Regions from separate parts of the Homo sapiens genome. Here region 2 is linked to region 1. Evidence: read pairs that join two places in POLR2A ChIA-PET (ENCODE). Cell type or tissue: PC-9. All regions are shown on one strand. Links, peaks and the distances in the headings refer to the core of each region. The heading gives the core; the rest is flanking DNA.

Region 1 (5,392 bases), core at 213-5,212:
CTGGAAGCATTCCCTTTGAAAACCAGCACAAGACAAGGATGCTGTCTCTCACCACTCCTATTCAACATAGTATTGGAAGCTCTGGCCAGGGCAATCAGGCAAGAGAAAGAAATAAAGGGTATTCAAATAGGAAGAGAGGAAGTCAAGTTGTCTCTGTTTGCAGATGACATGATTGTATATTTAGAAAACCCCATAATCTCAGCCCAAAATCTCCTTAAGCTGATAAGCAACTTGAGCAAAGTCTCAGGATACAAAATCAATGTACAAAAATCACAAGCATTCTTACATACCAATAATAGACAAACAGCCAAATCATGAGTGAACTCCCATTCACAGTTGCTACAAAGAGAATAAAATACCTAGGAATACAACTTACAAGGGATGTGAAGGACCTCTTCAAGGAGAACTACAAACCACTGCTCAAGGAAATAAGAGAGGACACAAAGAAATGGAAAAACATTCCATGCTCGTGGATAGGAATAATCAATATCATGAAAATGGCCGTACTGCGCAAAGTAATTAATGGAATCAATGATATCCCCATCAAGCTACCATTGACTTTCTTCACAGAATTAGAAAAAAAACTTCTTTAAATTTCATATGGAACCAAAAAAGAGCCTGTATAGCCAAGATAATCCTAAGCAAAAAGAACAAAGCTGGAGGCATCATGCTGCCTGACTTCAAACTATACTACAAGGCTGCGGTAACCAAAACAGCATGGTACTGGTACCAAAACAGATATATAGACCAATGTAACAGAACTGAGGCCTTAGAAATAACACCAAACATCTACAACCATCTGATCTTTGACAAACCTGACAAAAGCAATGGGGAAAGGATTCCCGATTTAATAAATGGTGCTGGGAAAACTGGCAAGCCATATGCAGAAAACTGAAACTGGACCCTGTCTTTATACCTTATACAAAAATTAACTCAAGATGGATTAAAGACTTAAACGTAAGACCTAAAACCATAAAAACCCTAGAAGAAAACCTAGGCAATACCATTCAGGACATAGGCATGGGCAAAGACTTCATGACTTTCACACCAAAAGCAATGGGAACAAAAGCCAAAATTGACAAATGGGATCTAATTAAGCTAAAGAACTTCTGCACAGCAAAATAAACTATTATCCGAGTGAACAGGTAATCTATAGAATGGGAGAAAATTTTTGCAATCTATCCATCTGACAAAGGGCTAATATCCAGAATCTACAAGGAACTTAAACAAATTTACAAGAAAAACAAACAACTGCATCAAAAAGTGGGTGAAGGATATGAACAGACACTTCTCAAAAGAAGATATTTATGCAGCCAACAAACATATGGAAAAAAGCTCATCATCACTGGTCATTAGAGAAATGCAAATCGAAACCACAATGAGATTCTATCTCACGCCAGTTAGATTGGCGATCATTTAAAAGTCAGGAAACAGCAGATGCTGGAGAGGATGTGGAGAAATAGGAACACTTTTACACTGTTGGTGAGAGTGTAAATTAGTTCAACCATTGTGGAAGACAGTGTGGCGATTCCTCCAGGATCTAGAACCGGAAATACCATTTGATCCAGCAGTCCCATTACTGTGTATATATCCAATAGATTATAAATCATTCTACTATAAAGACACATGCACGTGTATGTTTTTTGTAGCACTATTCATATTAGCAGACTTGGAGCCAACCCAGATGCCCATCAATGATAGACTGGATAAAGAAAATGTGGCACATATACACCATGGGATAATATGCAGCCATAAAAAAGGATGAGTTCATGTCCTTTGCAGGGACATGGATGAAGCTGGAAACCATCATTCTCAGCAGACTAGCACAAGAACAGAAAATCAAACACCACATGTTCTCACTCATAAGTGAGAGCTGAACAATGAAAACACATGGACACAGAGAGGGGAATATCACACACTGGGGCCTATTGGGGGGTGGGTGGCTAGGGGAGGGATAGCATTAGGAGAAATACCTAATGTAGATGACGGGTTGATGGGTGCAGCAAACCACCATGGCACATGTATACCTATGTAACAAACCTGCACATTCTGCACATATATCCCAAAACTTAAATTATAAATTTAAAAAATAAATAAACATTGTTTAAAAAAAGAAGAAAATAGTGTCAGATGCTCCCAGGAGGTTAAGAGAAATGCTAAAATATTTCCAGGAATTTAGTAGTATGGAATGGTAGGTGGTATTGATAAGATGAAAACTGTGACAGACAGAATAAATATGATGTTTTTAAGAAGTTATCTGAGGTGGAGGAGATGGGAAAAGGGTAGCTAAAAGGGGACATACAGTTCTCTCATTTATAAAATGGGGGTGTTAATATTTGTATAACAGACTTGTAATATAACATGGTAACTCACTAGCATAACGTCTGAGATAAATCATATTAGTCATTACTGTTAGTATCTGAGCAGCTAGTTTCCTCAGAGTTAACTGTTTATTTTGGCATCTAGCTGCTTCTAGTATGACTCTGAGACTGCTTAGAGTCACCTCTGGCATCTGCCTCCTTAAGTAAACAGATTTTCACTGAAGTCTTGCCTTTGACACTGGCCCAATGGACAGTATCAGGTGCAGATCTGCTTTTATCTACCTAAAACACATAATTTTCTTTTACATTTTATCTTGTCCACATATAGAAGACCATCTTTTCTCACCAGTTTTCAAAATATACTTAAGTAATTTGCTTACACATAGCATGCCTCTTAACAGTACATAATCTATATTTTTTCAAATTTTTACTCTTGTTACCTAAACAAAGTTTTTTAAGGCTAGGGATTCTTTTAATTGTACTTGTTTTTTTTGTTATTGTTGTTGTTGTTTTAGCGATGGGGTCTCACTCTCTTGCCTAGGCTGGAGTGCAGTGGCACGATCATAGCTCACTTCGGCCTCAAACTCCTGGGCTCAGATGATCTTCCCACCTCAGCCTCTCAGTAGCTGGGACTAAAGGCGTGCACTACCACACCAGACTAAGTTTTTAAAAAATTTTTTGTAGAGATGGGGTCTTACTTTGTTGCCCAGACTGGTCTTGAACTCCTGTCCTCAAGCCATCCTCCCACCTCAGCCTCCCAAAATGTTGGCATTATAGGTGTGAGCCATTGTGCTTAGCCTAATTTTACTTTCAACAGAATCTAGTGTAGAGATATACAGCTGATTGAGTATGCTTTTGGCTTAAATTTTTGTCCAAACCTATGCTAAATTGTTTTCTCTTTCTCTTCTAGCAATGGATTAAACTGCTTCTTTAAATTTCTTGCCTGGATTTATACCGGTTCAGCAAGTATGTTCTCAGAAGCTATACACTCATTATCTGATACTTGTAATCAGGTGAGGACTAAAGCTTTTTTTATAAGTCAATTTTAAAGTAATAGTTGTAGGCTTTAATCTAAAAGTTGATCTATTTTAAAACTGAATGATTCCAGTAGTTGGCTTGTGGGATAAAATAAAAGTTTACTTTTCAGCAATGAAGTGCATAGAAATTTAATCATAGTATTTTAAAGCAGATTGTTATGCTTTAAGAACCTCTGACAATGGAATGTGAAGTATAACATTGTCAGTCACTGAGCAGAAATCTGGTCTCTGAATATGAATTCTCAATGACTGTAATAGTCAATGAATTTAAACTTTTGGAATAAAGATGTAAAATCATATGTAATTGGTTAAAATGCTTTCACATTAGATTCATAATTTGAATTACTTTCCTTGGCTTTGCAAATGGAGAAAAATTTTTGTATTAATACAATTAAAAGACCTTCTAAACCCCCTGTGGCCCAAATTGTGAAAACTAGAAACCCAAAACTTTTCTAAGAATATAATAAAAATTTCTGTGTGTGCATCCTATTACATTTTAAAGAGTGTGGTATATTAAGAGGATACCTTTTCAATATTTACTTATTTTTAGTCCTGTTATGTAAAAACTGATTTGGGAGAACTTCAATGAGAGACACAGGTAAAATAAGAATATTTAAGACAAGGATAAAAATAACGTGAAGATAAGGAGCAAGGAGAGCAATATTAATTAAAAATTAAGCCTGTGAACTTGTCTCACTCACTGTCAAATCAGATGGATTAAAACCCTTCATAAAAGTAAGGAAAGAAGACAAGCGTTTGCCATTAGTACTAAGTATTTACCTTGAACTTAATTTTTATACTCAATATATACTTAAATACTGTCTCTATAAAATTTTACCATTCAACTGTGGTATGCAGTGGGAGGAGAGGGGATAGGGAGAGATATATAACTTATAATCTCTATTTTCTTGTAAGCTTATCGAGGAAAGTTGAAATACAGAAATATTTGTCCATATGGCAAGGAGATATGTATGATGTTATTAGTTTCAATATTAGTTTTTATTTCAAACATTGAAGACAGTGTTTAAGTGTTCATTCTCTATGCTATTCAGGCATTTAAAAAGAATGTAGTAGATATCTGTGTACTGACCTGGAATGATAACCATGATAAATTGAGTAAAAAATCAAGTTGCAAAATACTATGTTCAGAACTTCTGCTTTCACCCATGACAGACTAACAGGGATTGAGTTTAATCTTTTGCCATAGACAACTAAAAGCTAGACAGTATATTGGATAATAGCAGCATAAGACCATGATCTCTGAGAGATAAGAAACAAATTATTTGAACTCTCTGATCTCTCTGGCTTTTTGCTTGAACACATATTTGGGATAGTGGAGCAGGATGGGAAATAACAGTCTCATTGAGTTGAGAAGACAGAAATCAGTGTTCAGGGTGTCTGAGGTGGCTAGAACTTACAAGGAAGAGTTCCACAGAGGAAGGAGCTACAAGGACAAAAAGCTATAGAAGTCTACATAGGGATTTCCTTGAATTGAATGTTTGCTGAATGTTAAGTTACACATGTGTAAGATGTGAGCATCAATCTGGGCAGAGAACCAGCAGGGAGCAGTAACTGACTAATTCCCACTGCTCACACAAAGCTAGGTTACATTCAGGTTCTGACTAGCTGACGTAAGAGAGTTCTCATTGATTATCGAGGCCAATGGAAGGCTCACCTTAGGAGTAGGGCTAAATTATTCTTAACGTAAAGGCTGTTCTAGAACCCTCCCTAACAAATCTTCCTAAAAGTTCTAAAGGATCAAGCTGATCTTCAAATAATTTAATCACTTGCCAGAACAAAGCCTCACATTCTTTAATAAAGGCAGCAAAATCCAAACACTCAGTATAACATTCACAGTGTTTAGCATCCAATAAAAAAGACTAATCGCCAGTATAAGAAGCAGGAAAATTTGACTCATAACCAGGAGAAAAATCAGTCGGAAGCAGACTAAACAGATGATAGAATTAGCAGACAAGGATATTAAACAGCTATTTCAAGTACAGTCATGTATTGAAAGGAAAATATGAACATAAG
Region 2 (5,392 bases), core at 175-5,174, 72 kb before region 1:
TTTGGCGATATTACTAGATTACTATGTCTTGCACATAGTGCTGAAAATAAATACTTTAAAAAATGAATTTGGCATGGTAATGATGATATATTTTATTACATGCATCAGATAGTGTTGACTCTAAAGCTCTATATCAATATATCAATGTTGGGGGTTTATAGCACCACTAATAATGTTTTAGTACATATTTCTGGCTTTTGATTCTTAGAAACCACATTAAATCATATATGCTAATTCTAGTTGTCAGAAGCATTAGGTCATCAGAATGTCCCCAAAACAATCCATGAACAAATTGTGTCAGTTATACCTTCAAAATATATTCAGAAATACCCAGGCACAGTTTGCACACATGTAATCCCAGTTACTTAGGAGGCTAAGGAAGGAGGACTGCTTGAACCCAGGAGTTCAAGACCAGGTAGGGAAACATGGTGAGACCCCATCTCAAAAAAACAGAAACAAAAAACAAACAAACAAACAAACAAATCTAACATATATCCACAATCAGATTCTCTCTTCACCCAGCTCAATTATCACTGTGAATAAACAACCTTCATGTCTTACCTCGATTATTCCAGTAGCTTCCTCACTTTTCTCTTCTGCTTTTGCCTGCCTCTCCCCAATTTGTCTTGATACAGCAACCACAATAATTCTGTTAAATCATACATCAGAATATGTCTCCTTTGCACAAAACCCTTCTGTGGCTTCTACTCTCAGAGCTCTTGCAGTGACCAACAAACGCCTCTTGATCACACTTCTTGTTCCTCATCTCCTACTACTTATTCCCTCATTTGCTGTGTTCCAGCCACACTGGCTTTTTGCTCTTTTTTGAATTTGCCAAGTACAAAAGTACTCCTCCTACCTAGAATGTTGTCTTAGATATCAATTTGACTCATTCCTTTACCTCCTTCAGATCTTTATTCAAATGTCACCTTGGTGAGTCCTCTCCTCACCTCCCTATTTAAATATACTACACCCACTTCCACACTGACATTTCTTTTTTCCTGCTTGATTTTTCTCTATAGTACTTATTGCCATATAGTGCCTATCATAATGCACATAGCATTATCACACATTTGTTTATTTTGTTTCTCATTTGTGTCCCCACCAGAGTGTAAGCTTCATTAGGACAAGAATCATTTTTTGTTTTATTCATTGTTAAAAACCAGTTCCTGGAACGTAGTAGGCACTCAATAAATACACATTGAATGCTTGAAACAAAACTTACTCTAGTTAAACAGAAGAAGAATTTTTTTTAAAAGGATATTAGGTATTTAAAAGTCTGGATGGAGTAGGGAATCAGGCTTGGAAGCTGTCTAACCAGGAATAATGCAGTTTCCATTGGGAACAGTCACCACTATTACTGGGACACTCCCCTGGACGTGTGTCCTTACCACCTCCACTGGTTGTATTTTGCCTTACGCCTCTTCCCTTGCAGAATATGTTCCTTGAGATGCCTTACTTTTCCCATTACTTTATTTCAAATTGTAGCTTCTCATAGATGTTCTGATGGTTGGTTGGTGGTTTGTCACATGCGTGGGCCCTTGCTCCAAAGGAGCCCAGGAGAGCAAGTTCCAGCCTTCTACTTTGGGGAGGTAGGCTCACAGGTAGGACATTCCCCAGATATTGGAAGTATGTTCAAAATATGCTGTGCAGTCACAAAATATAAATGCTCTTCACTGGCACTGAGTGCTATCATTAAAAAAAAAATCTAGCTCAGGAGACCTGAAGTTATTTTAAAATTGTATGTGTAATCCAGAATCCATTTCCCATAGCAATTGTTAAACAATGTCTGCTTTCAAATTTATTATTCTTCATTCCTGACCTTGTTCTAAGCTTAACCAATCACATATTTTCTCATTTGACATCCCAGTGATTAATAGCTGAAACCCATTGCCTGGAGAATGGTTTCCATTGTGATGTGGTACTCCTTGGGTGGAGAGTGGGATGAACAGGCAACAGAATGCTTTGTTTATGGAAAAGGAATAAGAGTGTGAGTCCATTATCAGAAAATGCAGCAAGGGTGTAAAATATTGGGCTGCCATGTTAGAGCTCACCTGTTACCATAAAAACCTCTGTACTCAGCAGCTGGGTCAGTGGGAAGCCTGCTGCCCAGTTCGAATGGTATATTGAATTATATGACCAGTCTTGGCATCAGTTTAACATATTTTTAAGTAACTTTTATTTTTTCTTCCTTTCTTTTAGTTCCTTTTTTTTTTCTTGCAAGTAGGAAGCAGGAATGACTGTTCAATTATTAGATATTCAAGTTTAGAATTCACTGTCATTACTGCACAATTCATTTGCTGAAATAACAAGTAGCAGATGCTACAGTGCAAGTTAATGAATAATTCTTATTTGTACTCTGGCCTTTCATTGCAATTCATTTGTTACAGACATGTGGGTTTAGTAATTATTATTCTCACACTTTCTAAAATGTTTTTAGCTTTTTAAAAAGCATTTTGCTCATTTTTTTATTTCCTTCTGTTTGTTTCATTCTATTTATTAAATTCTCCCATTTATCCCAATTGTTTGGGAAGTCTCATGGCTCTTTATGGTTCTCTTCTGAGAGGAATATGAAATACTTCAATTGATTTGTTCCTTATTGCAAATAAGCCAAAGCCATGGCTCATTTACCATTACCGGGTTTGTTTACCATTTCACAGGCACACTTGAGGCCTCAGCTTTCAAGGGCATGTTTTCAGCCTGTTACAAACCATGCTTGGCCTTCCTTCTCTAAAGTCTGCTCCTTCCTAACCAGGAAACAGGGCAGGAATGGAATTTTCTTCCCATTCCAGTTTCTCTTTAGCTGCTTGTGTCCAGAAGTTGATATGGCATAGCTAAAATTAATACCTGAATTGACCCAGTTCACCTTCTGTTTTAGAAACAACAACAACAAAAAAATTGGCTAAAAAGTAAAGGCCTGGGTATTTTTAGAAAGAGCAATAATTAGTGTAAAATGTCACAGAAATATAATACGTTTAGATTCATGTCAGACAAAAGTTATTTCCAGGAAGCTTCTCAAAGACAAGAAAAGGGATGTTGGAGATATTGGGAAAAAGTATAGTGAAATTGGTAAGAATAAATAAGCTGCAGTGAAGCCTATCTGAAGCATTTGGAATATGACTTTGCAAGAGGCTCAGAATAGAATAGAGTAGGAATCTATCCCTGTTTATCTTTTTACCTCCCTATCCGTCTTGTATAGATATTGGAGTAAAAAGATGAGGAATGTTGCCTCTTGTTCCTCTCTCTGTGACTCACAACAGTGATGCTAAAGTGAGGAAGTGGCTTCAGACATGAACAGAGGTGGGGGATGGGAAAAACGGTCAGTATTAAGAGGCATGTGGCATGTGTGAAGATTTAGGAATTTAAAACACACACACACATGGTGGAAGCTGGTAAGCCTTGCCTTTTATACACAGTTCTGAATTTTAACTCTGAGGAGAGGAGTTTTTTGGGGTATAATTCTCTGTCGTAAGAGGCTGCCCTATGTGTTGTAGGATGTTTAGCAGCATCTCCAGCCTCAACCCACTCGATGCCAGTAGTATCCAGTTGTGACAGCTAAAAATGTCTCCAGATATTGCCAACAGTTGTCCCAGGATGAGAACCACTGCTGCAAAGGTCACACGATGTGGTTGGGCAGGGTGAGTATGGGACCTTGAGCTGGGGTAAGACCTGAGGGGCAGAGTTGTGAGAGTTATGGGGAACGTTTCCAATTTCTTCTATGGAGAAATGGGAAGAGATGGTGGATGAAGGAAATGGAGTGGCATGGTGGGAATGGAGTATGTAAATTCCTAAAAGAGAAGGAAAGAATCCTAAAGGCTGAAATAATTTTTTAAGACAGTAGATAAAAAGTCATGTAGCATTTAAGGAGACTTATTTTTTCTAGAAGGTTGATTTATATGTTTATTGAGAGGGAAGGAAAGTTAGTTAATCAGAAAAGAAGGGGGAGGTGGGGATGGTAAATGAGTTAAAAAAAAAAAAAAGTTAAATAATGAATAGGACTGGCCAGGCGTGGTGGCTCATGCCTGTAATCCCAGCACTTTGGGAGGCCGAGGCAGGCGGATCACAAGGTCAGGAGTTCGAGACCAGTGTGTCCAATATGGTGAAACCCCATCTCTATTAAAAATACAAAAATTAGCCTGGCATGGTAGCGGGAGCCTGTAGTCCCAGCTACTCGGGAGGCTGAGGCAGGAGAATCACTTGAACCCAGGAAGCAGAGGTTACAATGAGCCGAGATCGCACGACTGCACTCCAGCCTGAGCAACAGAGCAAGACACACACACACACAAAAAAAAACACAAAACACAAAAAACGAATAGGACCTACTATTTGATAGCACAACGGGGTGATCATGGTCAATAGTAACTTAATTGTATGTTTTAAAATAACTTAAAGAGTGTAATTGGATTGTTTGTAACTCAAAGGATAAATGGTTAAGGGAATGGATACCCCATTTACCCTGATGTGCTTATTTCACATTACATGCCTGTATCAAAACATCTCGTGTACCCCATAAATATATACACCTACTATATATCCACGGGAATTAAAAATTGAAAAAAAGAAGTGGAAATAGATTGAAAGCTCTCCCTGTAGAGTAGAAGTTGGATAGATTTTGCAGAAATAACCTTAATCCCTTATTCCTCTCAGTGAAGGAGCCTATGAAATAAAGGAGAATTAAACATGTAGTTCTTATAATTTTCATTCCTTCATTCACTTATCTATATCCTATGTCCCATGTACTATATTATACACTAGACAGTAAGGATAGAAAGATGGATAAGAAACAATCCCTGTCTAAAGATGTCCACAGTATACTAGGGTAGACAAAGATGTGTAATCAGTTTGATTGAGAATCTCACCTCAAGAGGCATAAGCTTGAAAGTCTCATCATTTCTACACTTGGTATTTTGTCAGATTTCATTGCTTCAAAGTATCAGCCTCCTTAGTTATTAAAACTTTCATTCTAGGTATTAAGATTAGGTCCTACTGATTTAAAATATTAGTCTCATATTTATTTCAAAAACTTCCTCCATGCCTTCCAGAGCAGACTAGACCCGTAGTTCCAACTTTCTTTATACACACCCCTTTTTTTCCATGTGCCTGCTCTTCCGATGGTGGGGTCAGGAGGTTTAAGAAGGAAAACAGGCAATGCCTTAAATGTCTGACTGCCGCCATGTTGCTATCTGCTTTCTGTAGGTCATTGTTAGAATATATGGGGTTCCTAACAGCCCCACTGATAACTCAGTATCAAGCAGTCCTCTATGCTTTGATAGCCCTTTGCAAGACTTCTGCATCTGTCAGCTGACTTCCATTTGGCAGTGGTGAAACACATTCTTCTGATACATAGAAATCCCTTGTCCCATGTTATGTTCCATGGCAAGTGTGTGGGCCT

Evidence for each region. ChIA-PET counts read pairs that join two places held together with the same protein. Peaks named below come from ENCODE experiments on the same cell type or tissue, not always from the same donor. Only the 100,000 strongest peaks of a DNase experiment are listed, where the experiment ranks them.
Region 2: POLR2A ChIA-PET joins it to region 1 with 6 read pairs; 2 of 35 experiments call an interaction of 5 or more read pairs at or near these places.

What each region holds. Positions count from the first base shown.
Region 1 is chr4:42,046,146-42,051,537 of GRCh38, forward strand. It overlaps SLC30A9 (solute carrier family 30 member 9), which reads left to right. Exons shown (of 18, transcript NM_006345.4): 9 at 3,232-3,334. Among named protein-coding and RNA genes, the nearest start is that of SLC30A9, 58 kb to the left of the region's middle. In PC-9, for the core only: no CTCF peak of the experiment used is centred there; a DNase peak (open chromatin) is centred at 2,456.
Region 2 is chr4:41,974,640-41,980,031 of GRCh38, forward strand. No RefSeq gene overlaps it. Among named protein-coding and RNA genes, the nearest start is that of DCAF4L1, 4.4 kb to the right of the region's middle. In PC-9, for the core only: no CTCF peak of the experiment used is centred there; no DNase peak of the experiment used is centred there.